Regions from separate parts of the Homo sapiens genome. Here region 1 is linked to region 2. A link is a loop called in an ENCODE intact Hi-C map of the cell type or tissue named here. Cell type or tissue: PC-9. All regions are shown on one strand. Each heading gives the region's core, and the rest is flanking DNA. Links, peaks and the distances in the headings are about the cores only.

Evidence for each region. A loop is a pair of places that touch in the nucleus more often than their neighbours do. Peaks named below come from ENCODE experiments on the same cell type or tissue, not always from the same donor. Only the 100,000 strongest peaks of a DNase experiment are listed, where the experiment ranks them.
Region 1: a loop joins it to region 2, with 2.2 times the contacts of the local background. A loop is called at or near these places in 1 of 110 quality-filtered maps.

What each region holds. Positions count from the first base shown.
Region 1 is chr6:167,848,472-167,850,971 of GRCh38, reverse strand. All of the region lies in intron 1 of AFDN (afadin, adherens junction formation factor), which reads right to left. Among named protein-coding and RNA genes, the nearest start is that of AFDN, 23 kb to the right of the region's middle. In PC-9, for the core only: no CTCF peak of the experiment used is centred there; a DNase peak (open chromatin) is centred at 941; H3K4me3 peaks cover 1,071 bases; H3K27ac peaks cover 2,445 bases.
Region 2 is chr6:167,785,854-167,796,578 of GRCh38, reverse strand. LINC01558 (long intergenic non-protein coding RNA 1558) reads left to right here. Exons shown (of 4, transcript NR_026773.1): 2 at 5,486-5,632; 3 at 8,972-9,265. It overlaps LOC441179 (a long non-coding RNA gene), which reads right to left and starts at 1,050. Exons shown (of 1, transcript NR_149041.1): 1 at 1-1,050. In PC-9, for the core only: no CTCF peak of the experiment used is centred there; a DNase peak (open chromatin) is centred at 4,898; H3K27ac peaks cover 492 bases.

The DNA of each region.
Region 1 (2,500 bases), core at 1-2,500, 58 kb before region 2:
GCTTGCAGGAGGCAGAGGTTGCAATGAGCCGAGATCGGCTCCAGCTATGGGCAACAGAGCAAGACTTTGTCACACACACACACACACACAATAAAAAATTATATTGTTGAAATACAATTTCTGAGAGTTGAAATCATTTCCAGTGATATAACTGATCTACCCAAATCAACCTATACACAAAATTATAAAATGTTTTGGTGTCTACAGAAAATAACCATGTTCTTAAATTCAGCCTCAAAATTATAATACTGAAAGAAAACCCAAGAAAATGTTTTATAATCTTCATCTTGAATCTGCAACTAAGATTCTTCTTTAAGTATGTGAAATAATAAGAAGGTTCTAAATTTGAACGATGAAGATAATGTACCATACAAATTATATACATGAACATTGGTAGATCAGCATTTACTTGGATTTACAGTGAGTTTCACATTAAAGTAAACACTCAAACTATAGCAAATGATTCAAAGAAACTTCCTATAATCAAAGTGCTTCCATCTATCTTTTTATAGTACACTAAAAATTGAATTCACAGCACTCAACCTACTCCAATTAAGAAAAAAAAACTTAAAGCAACTTACCTAAACCTAAAATATCTTCAAAGTACTGCATTAGGAAACAAACACAAGCACATTTTAAAACACAGGCAGTTTTTTCAAGCCTCCACTATCTTAAGACCTTTCACATTTCACACAAAACACATCCATGAGCGAGAGGGGGGTTGGGACAGAGGTGAAAAGAACAAATGAGAAAGAAAATAATTTTGAGGTAGAGTAACATGACTATTACTGCCTTATAACTGGAATTTTACAAACTAAAACAATGTGTTGTTCTGGTTCAAGTATTTGACATTCTCTCCCTGGTATCATGAGTGATCTTGAACTGCATATTTGGTGCCAACCGGTACCTCCTGCCTACCCTTCCAGTTTCACTCTTTGCATTACCAAATGACTACAGCAGATTGGAATGTCACTTAGTACCAGGCATGAGAAAAACAAAAAGGTAAGCTGTGTAAATCAGCACACGGACTTCTGAAAGGAGGTCAAGCTGTTTAGGAGGATTCTTATCAGTAGTAACTTACAAAAGGAACCTAGAACCTCGACAGGAAAAGTGACACTAATGAAACCAGCTCACTGTTCAATTAAGTTTTCTTAATTAATTCTCTTTGCAAAACAGAATCATGGTGAAAAGAACCAATCAGTGAAGTAGATTCTCATTTAATTTTATGGAAACACTCTGTTCACTAGAATAATACTCTTAACTCCTGTTTTTGAGAATCTTCTATACTGTTAAATAAATATCCTAGGCTAACACATACACATATAGATTTCTAAAAAGTACATTCTGAAACAAATTCTTTAGGTAAGTAATGGAATACACAATAGGCATGAACTCAAAGACAGGGATACAGAATATGATAAGAATATGGTAAGATGTGTAAAGTTCCATGAAACAAAAACCTCAAAATCACTGATTGGGTTTTTATAACATTACACTGTTCAAAAAAATCTCATATAAGGATACTTTTGAAGAAGGTACTATCATTTCTAGCTATAATTGAACACAAAATAAGAAACGGCAACAAACAAGAATGCAGAGTCAACCTAGAACATACAATACTAAACCTAAACATGTTGCTGGAAATCTCTCCCCCCCCACAAGTTACATTACATGATACAAAGATAAACATATAAAATCAAGGGAAAGAAAAAACCCACAAATACTAATGATGACAATGCACTACAAATAACAACAGTATAAATGCCTGCCTTATGCTAAACATTGTGCTAATAAGTACTTTTTATGCGTTATCTACTCCAATTTTCACAACAACCCCATAAGGTAGGTATTATTACTGTTCCTGTCTTACAGATGAAGAAACGGGGCCTAAGGAAGATCAAGTAAGTGGACCATGTTCACAGAGCTAATACCAGTGGGCCAGAATTCATACTCTGGCAATTTTGAAACAAGTCACTTTCAACCACTATGCGGCACTGCGTCTCATCCTGCTGTATAAAAATAAGGGTGGAAAACACCCAGTTCCAGCAGTATGGCAGACTAAACAATCAGTAATCATTGTACTATACAATAATACAAAATGAACATTCTGTTTAATACACAGCTGAGTCTGTAAAAAAGAGAAATCCAATTAAAGGGAAGTAAAGGCTAGATGAACATATGAAAACATGCTCACCGACGGAAATCAGGGTAACAAATTGAAATTATTATTTCAAATACTTTAGAGCATATCAACAAATCTGAATATATTGAGGAGGGTGAAGACTGAAGTTTGGAATATAAATTGGTAGAACCATTTCCAAGATCAATTTTGCAGGACCTAAAAAATCTGAATCTAAATATTCCACTTCTAGGTATTCATCCTAAAAATTTTACATCAGTACAGAAGAAAACATGGACAAGACTGTTCATTAAATCCACATTTGTAACTGTGGAAAAGTATATACAATTTATTAATCTCTGGATAGGGACAGAGATAGAA
Region 2 (10,725 bases), core at 3,580-6,079:
GAGCCCACCAGCAACCGGGTGGAGGAGCCCGCAGCTCTCCCAGCTGCTGCCTAGCTGCTCCCTGCCCTGTTTTGAATTAGCGGTAGCAGAAAGAAACGGCGGAGCAGCGGCCCTCGGTGCCCAGAGGCCTGGCAGTGCAGTGCATCCTCTCCTTGTGCTGCAGGAGGTCAGAGCCAGCCAGGGAGGCAACTGCCTGCTTGGTCTGCCGGTGTCCAGACCGTATCCAGAGAGGGCGTGGCTGGATCTGAGAAAAGGCTGGCACCGGCCAGACTGGCAGTGGCTCAGTCCTGCCTGGCAGGAGCATCCACGGACTGGCTGGCCAGAGTGCAGGACAGCTGCCCAGGTTCCGCCTGTTCCACAACGTTCTATTCGCAAGGGGCCAGGGGCACTGCCCGCCTGGCCAGGTCTGCTGTGTAGAGGCGTGCAGGTGGCCAGTGACTGGCTGGGCTCCCGGGGCTGCTGCCTTTGCTCTGGGAAGACCACAGATGCCTCCTCTTGCGAGGGGCCTTCTTGTGTGCCGCTTGTTGGGAGATGTGGCCCACCTGCCTCGGGGCGGCTCCTGCAGGGTGGATCTCTGGCCACCCGGCCAGCTGAGAGGTGTCTCAGGGCTCACTCCGAAGCCTTGGCTTGGCTTTGTTCTCATTTCTTCTTTTGACCTCAAACAGGCCACGGTTCATGACTCTCTCAGGAAGGGATTTTATCTCCATCACTTGCAACTTCTTGGAGCTGAAGTCTGCACAGCACTGTGGAGATTGTCAGATCTGCGTGGACAAGGGAGGGCAGGCCTGGTGGTTTGGAGAAGTAGGGCTATGCCAGAGTGAGGTGGCACGGGGTGCAGGCGGCTTCTTTGAGGGGGACCCGGGGAAGCAGGAACAGGAAAGCCAGCTAAACTGCAACCTCAGTCCCCGTTGAAGACAGCAGGGCCTGAGGCAGCTGCACCCAGACGTCTCCGGAGTTCGTGTTGGTCCAAAGGAGGGAGGCTGGGTGGAGACTCACCTGCTGCAGTCCCCATGGGCTGAGTGTTGTGGAGCTGTCGGCTCCCTTTGTTCGGGGGTCTGTCCAAGCCTGGGCAGCGAGCTTCCTCGGCCTGGGAGGAGCCCACGAGGGGGACGCGGGAGGAGGGCACTGCCCCTCATTCGCTCCGGATGCTTGTCTCATTAGCCGTCAATTCACAGAGAGCAGTTTCCAGTAGAACAATTCCAGAAAAAACCAGAGCCACCACCAGGGCCTGTGTGTTTCATTCCTGACCTGGGGAAGGTAGCAGAAGCTTTCAGCAGCAACTATTCAAATAACCACCTATTTAACACATGGACCCGTGAATGGCGGCCCTGGGTGCTTTGTCCCATTGTTTTTCTTCTTTCCTCTCCCCCATTTCCTTCCTCTCTTCCCCCTCAAAAACACACGTGTGCATAAACATTTGCATACCTCAGCCACACCACCAACAGCTTCTCCATGGGCTGGGGTCTCTGCCTTGTCGAAATGATATTAATAAATGATAAAGCCAGGGTCATCTCTATCTCTCATCTATCTCTATCTATTAATTATCTATCTATCTATTATCTATCTCTATTAACCTGTTATCTATCTACCTACTAACTACCTACCTATCCACATCTACTGTCTATCTATACCTAAGTTCATTATCATCATTATCTACCATCTATCTGTCTCTATTAACCTATTATCTATTTATCTATCTCTCATCTGTCCATCCATCATCTTGCTGACGTTAGCTCTGGGACTCCTCAAGCCTGTGTGTGATGATGAGCGATCATCCAGCTGTTTGACACTATGATTCTAGTGAATTTGCATTGGGCAACAAATGTTTGGATGAGCACACGAATAAACACTATTTATTTGCTAAGTGTTGTAGGGAGCCTGCCTTAAAGAACCTTATCCATGTGAAACCAAGACGTCCCACCCTCCCCTTGGCAGGGCTGTTATATGACAACTCTCTGCAAAGGCCACCTCCCAGTGTGGTGGGAACCAGGGCCAGTCCCACACATGTGCACATTCTCCAGGTGGCGTGCGAGGCTGCTACGCTTGCAGGAGGGCTCTGAGGTGGCCGTGTGCCCGGACCTCTGCAGAGGCTACGGTGACAGAGGGCTCAGCAGAGTTACCTTCCACTGTGCACAGGAAGGAATGTGCCCTGAGTGCTGAGCTAAAGAGGAATACAGGGAGGTTTTCACCTGCGCCGGGCCCCTGTGCCACTACCATCTATTCATTAACAGATGTTTATTGAGCAGCGACTATAATTCAGGCGTTGTGTGCGTGATGGTAGCAAAACAACAGGGGAAGAAAGTCCATCGCCTCTCCCTTCCTGGAGCTTCCATATTGGTGAAGGAGATGGAAAGTAAAATGAAAAGCAAATATAAAATTACATATTTTACTATGTGCAATGAAAAAATATAAAGCGTGTGGTGACAGAGAATGGCAGGGAATGGATACTTAGTGTCATCAAGCAAGGATTTCAGAAGAATGCATCAACTTGGGGCTTGTGAGAATTAAAGACAGTTTTCGAAGCACTGAAGTGAATGAATTAATTTGGGCATAGGGGACTGGGACAGCTAGAGGGGTCTCAGAATCACACTCTGTGATGTGAGCAGGAGAAAATCCACCAGAAGCATGATGATGACTCCCAGGCTCTAGTTGGATCTTCTGGAATTTGAACAGAAACCTCAACAATTTTCTTTTGAAACTCTAAGATGCTCCATGTGAGGAGGACTTTTGGGCAGGTTCTTATCAAACATTATTTCAAGTACCATCATAAAATAAAGGAAACTGTGGCCTCCGTGGAGGCAATAAAGCGTCAATATTTCAGCAGTTATTCACACGCTTGTTTACACTGAAACCTGCTCCATCGACAGGTGGTAGAATCATTGTCAGGCTGGGCTCACAGACGTTGGTGTTACCAGGCGTAGGTTATCAACGCCCATGCCCAGAGGCCCTGGAAAACGGTGACCGAGGATGAATTAAAGGAAATTACACCAACAGGGCAACATGCCTGACATATTTCCAGAAACAGAAACAAAAGGATCTGCATAGCTAGGCCAGACCACAACACCATCTTGTAGAAGCACATCAGCCTCAAACCACTGCAGAAATGGACTTTGTACACCACACTTAGAAGAAGATATTCTTAAGGACTGTGTTTCAGTGTTAAACTTTACAGGCTAGGGAGATTTTTAAAAAAAATCATAATTCTTTGATTGTCTTTTTTTCAGCACAATGGTTTAAAATGATCCAGCTGGTTAGAAAAATGTCAGCATTGTCCTCACATGAAACATTGATCCACATGGGCACTGACACATTTCAGCTTCAATATTTGACATCAGATCAATCTTGCCTTCTCCTGCATTAGCAGCCCAATATTCAGGCCTGCAGACTGGAGGCTGCTGCACCTGGCTTTTTGCCATACGGGCTGACCCTCCCTAATTCAAAAACCTGGAATCCCAAATGCCCTGACATCTACAATGTTTAGAGCACTAACCTCATGCCACAAGTGAAACATTCCACACCTGACCTCATGTATTAATCTGTTTCCATGCTGCTGATAAAAACATACCCAAAACTGGGAAGAAACAGAGGTTTAGTTGGACTTACAGTTCCACATGGCCGGGGAGGCCTCAGAATCATGGCGGGAGGCAAAAGGCACTTCTTACATGGTGGCAGCAAGAGGAAAATGAGGAAGAAGCAAAAGCAGAAACCCCTGATAAAGCCATCAAATCTCATGAGACTTATTCACTATTAGGAGAACAGCACAGGAAAGACCGGCCCCCGTGATTCAATCACCTCCCCCTTGGTCCCTCCCACAACATGTGGGAATTCTGGGAGATACAATTCAAGTTGAGATTTGGGTGGGGACACAGCCAAACCATATCACCTCATGTGACAGGTTGCAGTCACAATGTAACCAAAATTTCATTACATTTACAAACTATTAAAAATATTGTATAAAATTACCTCAGGCTATGTGTATATAAAGCATGAATTTATTTTGTGTTTCAACTTGGGTAGCATCTCCAAGATGTCTCATTATGTATACGCAAATATTCCAAAATACGAAACAATAAAACACTCAAAACACTTCTGGTACCAGGCATTTCGAATAAGAGAGACTCCACTTGTACCAGCTCCGTATCCCACGGCTTTTGCAAAATCTCTATGACCTGGTGCTAAGGGACCTTTTGGGTTTAAAGCACTGCTTGTGTTGCTGATTCTGAAAGGGTTAAAGGGAGAGTAATCATTGATGGTGTCCCACAGCCATGCCCGCAGCCTGTCAAGCACAGGGAGGTTGAGAGAGAGAGCGGATTGGTCCAGGCGCAGCCACCCCTTCACTACCAAGCGTGCACTCATCCCAAGAGCCGCCACCCCGCACCCGCCAGGAACTGATCAGGAAGGAACAAGAAGGACATGGTTCTGTCCTCAGGGAACTTGGGGATAAATAACATATGCAATTAAGATGTAAGACAAAATATATTCGTATAAAGTGCAAAAACACAGGCACATCACTCTCTGCCTTCAGAAGTGAGGGTGCCAGAGCTTGGTGCCTGGGAGTGGCCCGCAGAGGGTTCAGGGCTGCTGTGTGTTCAGGTTGTTCATCTGGCTCTGCTGATGAGGCTGAGTGCAGGCTGTGAAAATTCATCAAGCTGATACTTTAAGTGTACTTTCTGTATGTATGTTCTATTTCCATAAAAAGGGAGAAGTGAAAAAAATTAATGAGAAAGAAGGCTTGAGTTACAAAATCAGAAATTTCATCAGCTAGTCTACCTCTCTGCCGCCTTCTTCTCTGCCTGGGGTCTCTGCCAGAGTGGGCAGCACAGGAAGCTGCTGGACTCTAGGTGCCTTGCCGCCCTCAGAAACTCCACATTTCACAAAATGGTCAGATGCCAATGCAAATTAATGACGTAAGTTTATGTTGCTAAAATGATGACCCCAGGCAAAATAAACTCTTGCTTAATCCATGCTTTTTCTGGCAGCTTCACTTACCAAGGCTCCAGGTGACGCTGGGGTGTGCTGCTGGCCACTCACCTCACATGCTGCCCAGGCTAAGCTTGGATCCCCGGCTGCCCCCAGACCCCACGTGCTGTTGCCTGTACTGGGGCCGCCCCATCACCTGCTTGGTGCCCTGGTGCTCAGGGCCAGAGCTGGTTCAACTTCTGTATCACTGTGATGTATTTTCCTTCAGCTTTTTGAAAACAAACTTTTCAAGAAGGAACTAAGATCACGCAGTGTTCCCAGCACTGGTTAATATTAGACTAACACCTGCCCCGTGGTACATTTGATTGAACTGTGTTGTGGGGGAGATAACTGTCCTCCCTAAGTTCCCTGAGGACACAGCCATGTCCTTCTTGTTCAGTTCCTGGTGGGTGCTGGGTGACAGCTCATGGGATGAGTGCCGTGAAGGCTGTGGTTGATGGGCTGATGAAGGGGTGGCCGTGCCGGGACCCACCTGTCCTCCCCTCCTTCTCCCTGTGCCATGCAGATGTGGTCAACGGGCTGATGGGCACGGCTGTGGGACCCCATCATTCCCCTGCCCCGCATGACTCTGCTCTCCCAGCTCGACTGCTCACTTCAGACTTCCCTTATGGAAGGAGTTGCCAGATAGAGCAAGTAAAATACAGTGTGCCAGGTAAGTGTGCATTTACAATGACCATGGATTATTTTTTGGCATAATCTAATACATGGTAGTAGAGTAGGGTTGTATATAGTGTTATCTCAATCTAGTATAAGTTAAGAAATTATCTGTGGTTGATTGAAGTTCAGGTGGACCCAGGTGCCCTGTATTTGCCTGCTGCATGCTAGGGTACTGCCTAGCACACTATGCTGGGCCAATGTGTGTGTGTCTTAAGGGAAGGGCAGCTTTTCATCGTTCAACTCCCTGAAATTTTTTTAAGGGAGAGGGGACCAAAAAAACCCTTCATTCCCTCAAGTGAAATGTCTCACCCACTGCAATGGCGATAACTCGGAGGGTGAGTGGAATGGATGGAAACCCTTGAAGAGCAGATAAGAATTTAGGTGGAGGGTCCTTTGCTCTCTCAGGCAGGTTGGTGGATGCATGGGCTTTGGGCAGATGCCTGAAGCGGGGTGGATGTCCTGAGTAAGAGAGAGTAGGGTGGGTGGTGGGGGGTAGGGGCAGATGGTGAGGGGTAGGTGTGGATTATGGGGGGTAGGGGAGGATGGTGGGGGGTAGGGGAGGATGGTGAGGGGTAGTATTGGGTGATTGAGATGGGGTGGATGGTGAGGGGTATGGGTGGATGGTGAGGGGTATGGGTGGATGGTGAGGGGTATGGGTGGATGGTGGGGAGATGGATGATGAGGGGTAGGATTGGATGGTGGGGTTGGGGAGGATGGTGAGGGGTAGTATTGGGTGGCTGAGGATGGGGTGGATGGTGAGGGGTGGGGTGGATGGTGGGGAGCAGGGGTGGATGGTTGAGTGCAGGGGTGGATGACGGGGTATGGGGTGGACGGTGAGGGGTAAGGGTGGATGGTTGAGTGCAGGGGTGGATGGCTGAGTGCGGTGGTGATGGTGGCATGCAAGGGTGAATGGCAGGAATGGATGGTGTATTGTGGGGATGGATGATGGGGGTGGGGGTAGGGGTGGGGGGTGGTGTAAGGGTGGCTGGTTTAGTGCAGAGGTAGATAGTGGATAGTGTGCAGGGGTGGATGGGGGCATGGGGGTGGATGGTGGCATGCAGGGGTGGATGGGGAGGGTGAGGCTTGCATCTCTGGTGAGCCTTGAGTGAGACTGGAGCCTGTGGGTTGGAGCTGCTTCATCTACAAGGAGACAGGAGAGTTTTGTGTGGTGTTGACATTGCTATTGTATTATTCTGCCTGGGTTGCTGTCTGTGGACTGGGTAGTTTCAGCTTAAACCACATACATTGATTCCTCACAGTTCTGGAGGCCGGAAGTCCGAGATCCAGGGGGCAGCAGGCAGATTGCATTTTGAGGCTTCCAGACTTGCCCAGCAGCCCCTGTCCCTCTATGCTTGTGTGCCGAGACAGCAAGCTCTCTGGTGGCTCCTCTTATACGGACAGCAATCCTATTGGCTCAGGGACCCACCCTTATGACCCCGTCTAACCTTAACGACCTCCTTACAGGCCCCTGCTCCATGCTGAGGGGTGGGGCTTCCCCTGGGAATTTGCAGGGTGGGAGTGCACAGTTCAGTCCATAGCAACTGTTGAGTAGAAGTTTCTGAAATACTTCTGTCCATTTTCAAAAGCTATCTCACAAGCTCTATACTACATATTCCCTGACTTCAGAGGTTTAGTTTCTAGTTGGAAAAACAAAAGTAAACATCAAAAATAAAAAGAAAGAAAAAGGAAGGAAGGAATGAAGGAAGGAAGGAAGAAGAAAGAAAGAAAGAAAGAAAGAAAGAAGCACAAAGGAGCTACCCTGAAACTCAGAACTATATTTTATTGTTAGGACATTTTAAAGTTTGGATTTATCAATCTGGAACATAAGTGTACAAATCATTTTATCTAATTAATCTTATTCACTTACATCTTCATCCTATTTATTGAATTTTTAAAAAGTAATGTTGTATTTCTCTTAATATATTTTGTAATTCAGATTTTAATGAATTAGATGAGGCTTACTAGTGTAATTCTAAATTAATGAGGTTTGGTTATAATTTGCTTTAGTCACATGTGAAAGTAGAGAATGAGGGAAAAGTAGGTATCTCTAAATCAAGACATTTTTACAATCATGATAACTATCCAGTTGAATCATCTTATTTTGTAGACTTGGAGACTGAGTGTACAAAGGGTTAAGTGACATGCTGAAAACTCATTCATTTGTGCATAAATATTTATTAAGTGTCTCCTCGGTGCCAAGCATTATGCTGTATGCTAATAAAGCTAAGCCTGGCTCAAAAAGCCAGGCCTTGGATTCTATAATAAATCCAAGGTTCTTTCTTCTGTTTGTCTTCCTAAGGCTCTTTGTTTAACTTGTTACAAATTAGACCAGCCTCTCCAGCAGTTGCCACCAAATTCTAAAAGAGAATCCGAAACACTCTGCCTCGTCCTACCTTGGGATGCTTGTTGACACGGTCTCTGTCTTTGTGCATGGCCGTGAGAAGTCTCTCTCGGTCACATGAGGACAATTAGCCTTGCTTCAGCAAGGGCACCACAGCATACTGGGTCCCCAGATGGTGAGACCTGAATGCGCAGTGTCCCCACCCCACCCCCCGGCCCCGTGGGCGTTCCTCCGTGGCTTCGGGAGGCTCTGACTCAGGATAGTAAAAGAAGCTCTAGCCGCAAAGGCGTCGCGACAGCAGCCTCCAGGCTTTAGTTACACCCCCCCCACCAGTGCGGAAGAAGACATTCTTCAAATTTATAAATTATAAGAAATCAGAAAATGAAAAGATCAAAATGCTAAATAAACTGGCGTTAAGGAGCTCTCGCTCTGCTCTTGCGCGTGGTAGTGGTGAGAGCGGGGCATCCGAGAGCCCTAGAGCTGGTGACTGGGCGACCTCAGCCTAACACCTGCCTTTGAGCCTGTATCCTCGCCAGGTGGCTGGAAGAGTAACTGATGGGGATTGGGACAAAGGTCCCCACAGGTGTCTTCTTAGTTTATATTCATTTCCTCATTCCAAGAGTGCTATTTTAGGGCATTTAAAAGTGAAATGGTTCTAATAAGATAAAATTACATTTCCATGTAGACAGAAACAAATTTAATGGAATTTTGTTAAATTGCACCATTATTAAATGTTGAACAAACACCCATTGATGGCCACAGTGCAGCAAGTACTCCGGCAGGGAGTACCAGATACACGGAAACGGATTCTACATTCAAAGATGTCACAATCTCGAAAGGGAAGTAGATCATCTATGCAACTCGTAATCATGGGTGGAAAACGGAACATGTTTGCAGAGAAATATAAGAAAAGCATCCTAATAGTTCATAGGAAAAGTCAGACAAATACCAAATTACAAATGAATTCTGTCTTGTTTTTGTTTTCTTTTGCAGACACAGGTTTATTTCAACACTGGGAAGGCTCCATTCCTACTTAAACCCAGCAGGGAACAGGGAGCGGTGTGCAGAGGAGGTGGCCTGCCCGGGAAGCCGGCCTTGGTGCTGGGACTGCAGGGAGAGGGCTGTGAGGAAGAGCACAGGCTTCATGCACATTGCACAGAGGAGGAGATTCATGGGGACAGCAGGCACTGGTTAGGCACAGCGGGAAGGTTATCGAAGACAAAACACATTTCTACCCAAGTTTAAATGACCTGCTATGCCCACAGAGCTTGATCCAGAAGTGCACAGGTAAGTATTTAGCAGGCTGGCCGATGTTGATTTGAACAATCTCAAGAATGTGCTCTTTAGTGCATTAAACATATGTGACGAGAGCTGAGCACGTTTAAAATCTCAGTAACTTTGGGGTTTGTAAGTGTTGTAGCTCATAGTGTCGGTTAAGGTTAGACATCTCAGTCACATGCTGTCTTGGCACCAGCTGTGGACTGTGCTGTGAAAGAGATCTGTGACCTTGCACCCTGAGATCTCAGGCTCAATTAAGAGACAAAACAGGCAATGCAGTATCAGTGCAGATGGGAAAGAGAAAGCAGAAAGTATGAAGAGGGAAAGGAGGAGCACAAAGGAGTTAGCATTAGTCTCTACTGAGCAATTCCTATTCCAACCACGTCCTAAATGATGAGTTGGATCCTAGCAGAAAGGGAACACATGTTATTTTTAACTGATTTTAACTTGATTTATTGTAACCTATCAGGAGCTCTTAATAAATATGGCTCTTTATGTTGTTAGCAAGTGTGTTTGATTTTTGCCACTCTAGGAGGTGAGCTCTGTCCATGTTTTCAGAGTAGAAAGTGATCTATGATACAATGAACTGTTTTTAGCTTCATGAGTTAGAAGTAGGAAGAGGAGAATGTATCAATTTGTTAACTGCCTTTTCCTGTTCAAAAAAAAGCTTTTTCAGCAAAACATAGTCCTTAAGTTTAAAAAGTCAGTGTTTATTATCTGACAGATATGTTTAAATTAGTAAAGAAAACATTACATTTTCATAAACATTGAATGAACATTATGTGAACATTGAGTTTAACTTTTGGTTGTCTCTTGGGAAATTTTTGTCAATTTGAAAAATGATGAAAAGCATCAATAAAAGATGCAAGCAATTGTGTAATCTCAATGTGCTACCGAAGTGGCTCTCTGCTTGGGTATGAGAAAAGCTATCAAAGGAAAATTTGATTTAAGAAAGGAAATCTAGGCCAGGAGCAGTGGTTCAGGCCTATAATTCCAGCATTTGGAGAGGTTGTAGTGGGAGGATTACTTTAAGCCATAAGTTTGAGACCAGCCTAGGCAACATAGTAAGACCTCATCTCTATAAAAATAAAATGGAAAGAAAGAAATGGAATCTAAAATAAAGAAAAACAATATTAATGGCATATCTTATGCCAGATTAAAGGCTTCATTTTGTACTTTTAAAAATTGCCGGCCGGGCGTGGTGGCTCACACCTGTAATCCCAGCCCTTTGGGAGGCCGAGGCGGGCGGATCACGAGGTCAGGAGATCGAGACCATCCTGGCTAACATGGTGAAACCCCGTCTCTACTGAAATACAAAAAATTAGCCGGGGGTGGTAGCTGTAGTCCCAGCTACTCGGGAGGCTGAGGCAGGAGAATGGCGTGAACCTGAGAGGCAGAGCTTGCAGTGAGCCGAGATCGTGCCACTGCACTCCAGCCTGGGCGACAGAGCAAGACTCCGTCTCAAAAAA